Linked DNA regions of Homo sapiens: region 2 is linked to region 1. The links are chromatin contacts, found by Hi-C or POLR2A ChIA-PET in ENCODE. All regions are on one chromosome and are shown on one strand. The core of a region is the stretch at or near the end of the contact, and the rest is flanking DNA. Distances in the headings are between cores, read along the strand shown. Region 1 has its middle 65 kb from the start of FOXN3-AS2. Region 2 has its middle 12 kb from the start of FOXN3-AS2.

Evidence for each region. A loop is a pair of places that touch in the nucleus more often than their neighbours do. ChIA-PET counts read pairs that join two places held with the same protein, here RNA polymerase II (POLR2A). Pooled maps may share reads with other maps.
Region 2: a pooled map shows a loop between it and region 1 (4-fold over the local background). The contact joins two enhancer-like sites. A Hi-C loop is called at or near these places in 1 of 168 maps with a recorded cell type or tissue (posterior vena cava), 3 of 37 single-sample maps with no recorded cell type and 9 of 50 pooled maps. POLR2A ChIA-PET finds 5 or more read pairs at or near these places in 3 of 52 experiments (CD4-positive, alpha-beta T cell, OCI-LY7 and WTC11).

What each region holds. Positions count from the first base shown.
Region 1 is chr14:89,509,005-89,513,884 of GRCh38, forward strand. It overlaps a transcript of FOXN3 not described here. Among named protein-coding and RNA genes, the nearest start is that of FOXN3-AS2, 65 kb to the right of the region's middle. Within about 2 kb of position 1,572, at least 9 of the 41 ENCODE cell types and tissues checked have a DNase peak (open chromatin) inside an H3K27ac peak, as active enhancers do.
Region 2 is chr14:89,586,303-89,591,076 of GRCh38, forward strand. It overlaps a transcript of FOXN3 not described here. Among named protein-coding and RNA genes, the nearest start is that of FOXN3-AS2, 12 kb to the left of the region's middle. Within about 2 kb of position 3,134, at least 6 of the 41 ENCODE cell types and tissues checked have a DNase peak (open chromatin) inside an H3K27ac peak, as active enhancers do.

The sequences.
Region 1 (4,880 bases), core at 322-2,821:
ACATCACCTGCTATCTACCCCCAGCCTCCGCTCTACCCCCACTGATACTGCTCTGAGCTCATCTCCTACTTCCCTCCCTCTCACTCTGTTCCACCCACCCTGACCTCCCTGATAGTCTTGGAGTGGACCAGGTCCCTATCAGTACCTCCACACTGGCTGAGCATCGACCTGCCTTTCCCTCCCCTCCATCAGTGAAGGAATCTGCCCTGCCCTCTGGGTCAAAGTTATAGCACCCATGCTTGCATCTCCTGGACCTTGTTCCCTGCTTCATCTTTATCCATAGCACTTACCACTATTTGCAAATTATATACAGTTTTTTTTGTTGTTGTTTGTTTGTTTGTTTGTTTTAAGATGGAGTCTTGTTCTATTGCCCAGGCTGGAGTGCAGTGGCATGATCTCAGTTCACTGCAACCTCCACCTCCTGGGTTCAAGCAATTCTCCTGACTCAGCCTCCCAAGTAGGTGGGATTACAGGTGCCCACCACCACGCCTGGCTTATTTTTATATTTTTTGTAGAAACAGGATTTCGCCATGTTGGCCAGGTTGGTCTTGAACTCCTGACCACAGGTGATCTGCCCGCCTCGGCCTCCCAAAGTGCTGGGATTACAGGCATGATCCACCACGCCCAGCATTGTCCATCTCCCCACTAGGATGCCAGCCCCAAGAGGGCAAGGATCTGGTCTGTCTCATTCACTGCTGTATCCCAGTACAGGACACATAATGGGCACTGAAATATTTGCTGAATGAAGAAAGAGTTTAACTTTTAATGAAAACTGTAAAGTGCCAACCATCAATCTCAAGGACACCAATGAATTGTTTGCTTACATCTGCTATAAATAGTTTTAATCTGAATAAATGACTTCTTCGAGATTTCAAAATGACCCATTGTGGCAGATTGCAGGAGATAGTTTTATCCTGTCATGCAAGTATGGACATCATGGAGAAGGGCATGTTTCCCATGAAGAAGGGCATGTTCCCCATGTTTCCCAGCTCTCATTCACCAGTCAGCTTAATGGAATTCCCCCTTCCTCCCCATAGAACCCACATGGATGAGAGGCGGATAGATATCAGCAGGCAGACCTCCTCCTGGGAGAGGCCTCTCACCATGGGGGAAGATTAGAGAAAAGCAGGAGGCAGGAAGGAGAATTCCTCCATGATGCACATGAAAACCCTGAGGCTCAGGGAAGTTGAGTGACTTGCTCAAGGTCTCACTGCCAGTGAGACTGGGACTGGAACCCACGCATGCCTCCTAACTGCCGATATTCTGTATACATTGCTTCTCTTAACAAGTAGAATCTGCGACTGGTTTGAGAACAGCTTCAGTTCCAAAACTCATAAGAGGGATTCTGAATAAATCTTATGACAGCCACAGAACCAGAGAAAGTCAGATCTGCCAGGGAGCCAGCCCTGCATATGCACTGAGGGCAGCCACAGCTAAGCAGAGAGGGGTGTGTGTCCATTGCAGCTCCAGGACCCAAGCTGCCCTCTAACCTGACTGTGCATCTCCCCAGCACACAGCTCCGATCACACATGAGACCAGTGTGGAGAGGGGGTGGGTAGCTCCACCTCGACTCTCAGAGGAACCACAAGCACAGTCACACTCAGAGCGACAGGAAGTTGTCAGAGTTCAGAGACTGTAGACTGAAAAGAGTACCCAGACTAGGCACGGTGGCTCACACCGTAATCCCGGCACTTTGGGAGGCCGAGGCCAGCAGATCACTTGAGGTCAAGAGTTCAAGACCACCCTGGCCAACATGGTGAAACACCGGCCCTACTAAAAATACAAAAATTAGCCAAGCGTGGTGGTGTGCGCCTGTAAATCCCAGCTACTTTAGTGGCTGAGGCATGAGAATCACTTGAACCCGGGAGGCGGAAGTTGCAGTGAGCTGAGATCACACCACTGCACTCCAGCCTGGGTGACAGAGTGAGACTCCATCTCAAAGAAAAGAAAACAGTAACCAAATTCATCACCCCCTGCCTTTTCCCAAAGGCTTCTTCTCCTGTTCCATTACAAAAGTGCATGCCTGACCAATGCAGGCGTTCATGAGTGTCCAGAAGGTTCCCCAACTCATATTCCAATCATCCCAGCGGTAAAGCATCTCAAAAGACCTGCTTGGTGTCTTTCTTTCTTTCTTTCTTTTCTTTCTTTCTTTCTTTCTTTCTTTCTTTCTTTCTTTCTTTCTTTCTTTTCTTTCTTTCTTTTCTTTCTTTCTTTCTTTCTTTCTTTTCTTTCCTTTTCTTTCTTTTCTTTCTTTCTTTCTTTCTTTCTTTCTTTCTTTCTTTCTTTCTTTCTTTCTTTCTTTCTTTTTTGAGACAGTCTCTCTCTGCTGCTTAGGCTGCAGTGCAATGGTATAATCATGGCTCACTGCAGCCTCAACCTCTGGGCTCAAGCAAACCTCCCACCTAAGCCCCCTGAGTAGCTAGGACTACAGGCGTGCACTACTACACTCAGCTAACTTTAAAAATTTTTTTGTAGAGATAGGGTTTCACTGTGTTGCCCAGGCTGGTCTCATGGGCTCCAGCCACTGCATCCAGCCGACCTGCCTGGTTTATAACTCACATTTTAACTCACATTTACTCCAAGACCAACTTGCCCTGAAGCCTTGAGGTTACCCCCTACAGGACTGCACCTGAATTAACCTGTGCTCAGTGGTCTTTGCAGTCCTGATATGAAGAGTATTGTATTAGTCCATTCTCACACTGCTAAAAGGACATACCCGAGACTGGGTAATTTATAAAGAAAAGAAGTTTAATTGACTCACGGTTCTGCAGGGCTGGGGAGGCCTCAGGAAACTTACAATCATGGTTGAAGGTGAAGCAAACACGTCCTTCTTCACATAATGGCAGGAACAAGAAGAATAAGTGCCCAGCAAAGGAGGAAGCCTCTTATAAAACCATCAGATCTCATGAGCACTCACTATCACAAGAACAGGATGGGGAAAACTGCCCCTGATTCACTTACCTCCACCTAGTCCCTCTCATGATGCATGGGGATTAAGGGAACTACAATTCAAGATGAGATTTGGGTGGGGACGTGGCCAAACCATAAGTACAGACCCTTAGAGGCAAAAAGGACAGTTTGCTGCTTTCTCAGAGGGCACACCGCTGTTCTCAGCTCTTTCCCTACAACAAACGACCTTCTCTGTGACCCTCCAGAGCAGGACATGAAGCCATAGTGAGGGGCAGTATGACCAGCAGCTTGGGAACTGAAGGGGAAGAGACTTTTTCTCTAGGTTCTATGGCTGGGACCTGTGAATTGAACTGATAAAAGATTAACAGTAGAAAACGCATACGAATAATTATTTGATGTTAACATTTTTACACGGCATAGGGTAGGGAGAGGGGCTTTATAGAAAGACGTGAAAACCACAAGGAAGCGGTTAAATATACCATTTTAACAAAGAGAAGTAAATTGTGGAGATTGGACAAGACAAAGGAAAAGAGGGTTTGGGCTAGGGGCAGAAAATTGTGGGAAAGTGACTAGGAAATATATGAGGGAAACCCACGGAAGATAAGAGTTATTCTAGTAAGGTTTGTTTGTACAGACTCATCTCAGCATCTGCTCCCTAACTCCAATGATAAGAATGTTCTCCTCTTCCCGGTACGGGGAGGCCATCTTTCTCATGGAGAATTTATGCCTTGCTTTTAGGTAAAAAGGGGCAGGACAGAGAGCCCTACCGCACAACTGCTGTTTCTCAACTGCCTTCAGCTCAAAATAATCAATGTGTCAAAGAGACATATTTTGGGGTGGAATGTTCTGATCCCCATTGGAACTGTGAAGCAAGTACTGTCAGGTGGTGTGGGGGCAGACTTTCACATGTCAAGAGTGATGAGTGAAATATAAGAAAGAAACTAGGCTGGGTGTGGTGGCTCATGCCTGTAATCCCAGCACTATGGGAGGCCGAGGTGGGTGGATCACGAGGTCAGGAGTTCAAGACCAGCCTGGCCAAGATGGTGAAACCCCTGTCTCTGCTAAAAATACAAACATTAGCCGGACGCAGTGGCAGGTGCCTGTAATCCCAGCTACTTGGGAGGCTGAGGCAGGAGAATTGCTTGAACTCGGGGGTCAGAGGTTGCAGTGAGCCGAGATCGCGCCACTGCACTCCAGCACTCCAACCTCGGCAACAGAGTGAGATTCCATCTCAGGAAAAAAAAAAAAAAAAAAAGAAAAAGAAAGAAAGAAACTAGGTAGTCACAGCTTTCCCAAACCACTTCCCAAATGTGATTTCCACAGTCCCATCCTGTTTCTTTTCTTCCCTCTTTCTTTTTTTTTATTTTTCATGACAGGGTCTCACTCTGTGGCCCAGGCTGGAGTGCAGTGGCCCAATCATAGCTCTCAGCCTCCTGAGCAGCTGGGACTACAGGTGTACACTACCATGCCCAGCCAATTTTTTTGTTTTGTTTTGTTTTGTTTTTAGTAGAGACAAAGTCTCACTATGTTGCCCAGGCTGGTCTCGAACTCCTGAGTTCAAGCCATCCTCCTGCCTCAACTTCCCATAGTGCTGGGATTACAGACATGAGATGAGCCACTGCACCCAGCCCATTGTGTTTCCAATACTACCATTTTTTGAGTTTGTTTGTATTTTTATTTTTATTTATTTATTTTTTGAGACGGAATTTCACTCTTGTTGCCCAGGCTGGAGTGCAATGGCACGATCTCGGCTCACCACAACCTCCGCCTCCTGGGTTCAAGTGATTCTCCTGCCTCAGCCTCCCGAGTAGCTGGGATTACAGGCATGCACCACCACATCCGGCTGATTTTTTTGTATTTTTAATAGAGATGGGGTTTCTCCATGTTGGTCAGACTAGCCTCAAACTCCCGGAGTTTGTTTTTAATCTCAAAACCCTATCCACTGTTACACCAATTCTAAATCTCTCTCT
Region 2 (4,774 bases), core at 1,884-4,383, 79 kb after region 1:
ATACAAGAGACAAGATGCCAAAAGCTGAGGCTAAAAAGGAAAAATAAAGAAAAAGCTACAAAAGCACTTCTCACAGTAGAAACCTTGTCAGGGACTCTGTGGAGGTTTTAGGTTCCTGATCACAAAACCAGCATCAGAAGCTGATGCGGTCTCCTGTGCTTACCACAGATTAGTGTGAGGTTCGTGAAGATGTCATACTGTCTCCAGAAATAAGCTATTCAACTGCTCAATTCCAACTACTATCCCTGATCATGACTCAAAAAGTGTATGTTATCTGAAGTAGATTGATGAAAAGGTATGCTGTTTTTTTGTTTGCTTATGCCTCTATCTTAGAAAATATTTAAGATGGCTTACCCCAGTGCAGGGGATGCGGGCAGGTAGATTTAAACTAAACAGGCTCGCCAAATGCTCTCCCTGACAAACCTCAGATTCTGGTATTCCCTCCCACCATTTCACTAGTGTGCCTCTACTACTGGTGATGTGTACCCATCAGGATTCATTTGCTGAAAGACCCAGATTTGATTGTAAGCTTTTCCTATCAATGCAAAAAGGGAAACATTTCCAATCACATGACTCAGTATCCATAATATAAAAGCAAATCAACTGTTGTCCTTGAAGGTCTCTATGAAGAGCTCACTGTATGTACTAGGCAGTGTACTTAAGAGAAACAGAACCAGCAGATGTACAGACATTTATAGAGATCTCTTTTAAAGAACTGGCTTGCACAATTACAGGGGCTGGTGACTCCAAAGGGTACATTGGCAGGCTGGAGACCCAGGGAAGAGCTGATGTTGCAGTTCAAGTCCAGAGGCCGTGTGAAGGCAAAATTTCCTTTTTCTTGTGAAGGCAAAATTTCCTCTTTTTCGGGGGAACCCCGGTCTTTTTCTCTTGGGGTCTTCGACTGATTAGGTGAGGCCCACCCACATTATGGGGGGTAATCCGCTTTATTCAACGACTGCCAATTTAAATGTTAATCTCTTCTAGAAAATCCCTTCACAGCAACATCTAGACTGGTGTTTGACCAAATACCTGGGTATTGTGGCCTAGCCAAGTTAATACATAAAATTACACTGTCTAAAGCAGGATTTGCAAATTCAAATGCCCACAGGAGCCAGGCAGACAAAGAAACTGAGCGAAGCCAGTGTCAGATGATAGAGAACGATAAGGACTGGGGTCATCTAGAGGGTGTATGCCTCATGTAAAGGCAACGAAATTGAAAAAAAATTTAAACCACTGTGTGGGAGAAGCAACATTTATCTCCGGGGAAAAAAGCTCAGGCATCAGGCCGGGCACAGTGGCTCATGCCTGTAATCCAAGCACTTTGGGAGGCAGAGGCGGGCAGATCACTTGAGGTCAGCAGTTTGAGACCAGCCTGGACGATATGGGGAAACCTCGTCTCTACTAAAATACAAAAATTAGCCAGGTGTGGTGGCATGTGCCTGTAATCCCAGCTTTCAGGAGGCTGAGGCAGGAAAACTGCTTGAACCTGGTAGGCAGAGGTTGCAGTGAGCTGAGACCACACCACTGCACTCCAGCCTGGGTGAAAGAGTAAGACTCTGTCTCAGAAAAAAAAAAAAAAAAAAAAAAGCCCAGGAATCATAATTTTGGGTAAATTAACAGATAGAGCAATGGGCATATGGGGGCTTTTTTGTTTTAGCATCTGATATAGTTTGGATCTGTGTCCCCTCTAAATCTCATGTCAAATTGTAATCCCCAGTGTTGGAGATGGAGCCTGGTGGGAGGTGACTGGATCATGGGGATGGATTTCTCATGAAAGGTTTAGCACCATCCTCTTGGTGCAATCTTCACAATAGTGACTTCTCGCAAGACCTGGTCATTTGTAAGTGTGTGGCACCTCCTCCCTCTCTCTCTTGCTCCTGCTCAGGCCATGTGACATGCCTGCTCCCCCTTTGCCTTCTGCCATGACTGTACATTTCCTGAAGCCTCCCCAGAAACCAAGCAGACGCCAGCATCATGCTTCCTGTACAGCCTACAGAACCGTGAGCCAATTAAACTTCTTTTCTTATAAATTACCCGGTCTCAGGTATTTATAGCAATGCAAGAATCACCTAATATAGGACAAAAAAAGCCCAGGAATCGTGACTTGGGTAAAGTAAAAATTCAGCAATGGGTGTTTGTCAGCTTTTCTGTTTCAGCATCCAGCAACTTAACAACCATCAACACCGCCCGATAGCACCAAGATAAAGGACAATTCAGGGAGTGCTCTAGGCTAACATCATGTTACGTAGAGAGCTCACTAATGGCCAGGTTAAATTCAGGAACAGGTCAGACAACCAGCAATCCTCCACAGATATCACCATGCCCAACCAAATACTGGAAAGGTGTTGGGTAGCAGTATATTTGTGGTTAAACTCCTGGTCAGTACCTGGATGGTAGCTCTCCTATATAGCTAGTTAAGTATGAAGATATGTGATTTAAGACATAGCAGGGGTAGGGCTGCTGTCTTCATGAAGAAGGATTTGGCAAAGATGGAAACCCAAGGCGTTAGATACCCAGGGGCAAAGCCAACGCTCCTCTGAAAAACAATGATTTTGGGACACTTTAATACCCAGACAACTGGGCCATCTAGTTCCCATGACTGAAATACTTCTAGCCTGGAATTTTGTGAAACCTAATCAAACACACATCTTTTAAAGGGTGTACAATGTCTAGCTTCTCACCATGCAACTTCTTAGTGTGCCCTCAAAGATTAACTAGTTGCAAAACATATGCCACAAATCTAGTGACTTGCTGTATGGTATTATTAACTATAAACCAAGTCAAGGTCGGGAAACATCTACCAAAAAAAAATTAAATATTTGAACTGCAGTCATTTTTTTTTCTGATAATAATTAACCAGCACAGCTGTTTACCATGTGCACTCCCAGATCATGAGACCAAAACACTCTTGCCCTTGTATGAGATGATGTGTTTTCCTAATATCTAGAAAAGACACACCCTTCTCTCCAGACCACTACCCAGACTTACAAAAGCATTTCAGATTTACCTACAGGTGTGAGTCACTTAAAAACACAATAAACTTGTCAGAACCTTTAATAACTTCCACAAAATCAAATCATTGATAAAAGTCAAATCAGTCTCATTTTGAAAAATCTCAAGATGGCAGAAGGCACCACCAGTTCCTTGAGCCTGGTCGTGGTAGTCCTCACAATTTGAGAATCCCACAGCCCATGCCAGGCCTCAGAAACATTTCCTATTCCCTGCTTCGACTGCATAAGGGGAAGAAGAAGAAAAAGCACACCCAGCCGAGGTCTATAGGCGAACAGTTGCGGCCGCACCATGCAGCATGAATCTGAAATGCTGTGAAGGCAGCCCAGGACTGGAAGTTGGATGCTTTCTACCCTGAAACCACCTAGCAACAGTCAAGATGCAGCTTCTTAAAATCAGCCATGAGAATGAATTGGGGGCGGGGGGGCGGGGGGTGCCTATTCCTAGTGATTTTTATTTTCCATAATAAGCAAATTCTGAGAAGGGCTGTGTGGTTGTATTCACATCACAAAGCTCCAAAGGCTATTTTAAGAGCACCCTGTTTCTGCTTAGGAGAGGAAGAGAAACTCAGCCCCTTCAGGCACCTCAGAGCTGTCCCAACTTCCCCTCCTGACTCCTCCTTTCTGAACAGTTTGGAAACAAGGCAGCTTGGCCAAAGAGGGCAGCAGTGCTTGGCACAGGGGAGGGACTGATGCCGGGCAGGCCCCAGGTTTCCTGGGCATCTAAGCAGCCGAAAGGAGAAGGAACCTACTAAGAGTTGGATATGGCACCAAGTCGATGTTACCATTTGAATCTACCCACCTGCCAATGACACACAATAGAGAACATTTTTTTTTTAAGCTCAAAAATGGAAAAAGGGCAGAGTATTTCAATGATTATGGAGATGGGCAAACCAATCAATGAATGATTCTTAAGCCTTCATGTTTGCCCTGTAAGCAAACTGAAGACGTGCAAGTCATCCTTTTGGCCCTGGGAGAGTTAACGTTAACCCACAGGGACAATGAGAAAGGGAGAGGAGACCCAGCAGATGAGAAAGATGGAGTAATTTCTGGAAGACTGAGGGTATATGGAAGAGTGACAGATGAACTCAGGCAGAAGGAGGAAAGCTGACACTCAAAAATTCCGGCAGAGGGGAGAACGGAGCAGAATCAAATGCATTCACCCCACTGAATCCTAAGAAGGCTCAGGAATCAGAGGCATCAGATACGGAGAAAGTGGGGATGACGTGTGGGAATTTAGTTAGACTAGTTGGGGCTCAGGAAACAATACAACAAAGTGGATGCTTCAGAAGTAGCCCCAGAAGCAAAGTCCCTCTCTGACTTTCTCCTGCTCTCCTGTCTCTCACCCCCTCATTTGCCCTCGAGGCAAGCCATAGAAACTAGAATTCCTCTTCCCCAAAGAAGGACATAGAAACCAGAACCCCTCTCCCCGAGAGTCAGCCGTAAAACCTAGAAATACATCTCTAACCTTCCCCTCCATCCCCACCTTTCTGTGCAAGAAATTCTCTGATTTACCTTGTCTGATAGTAGGTCATAAGACCCTCATTCCAGGGGAGGTCTACCCCCTACCTGGAGTGAAAGAATGCCACTCAGAGAGGCCAGGAAGAATCTGAACGGTCAGGCCTTGCTGGGGTCATTCTCTCCTTGTCCAATCACCGCTCTACACAACTATCCATTATGCATCAAACCTAAGCATAAAAATGGATAGCTTTCTCTGTATCTTTAGGTCTTCATTCCAAAGGCTCTTGTGTCACATAAGGCTATGA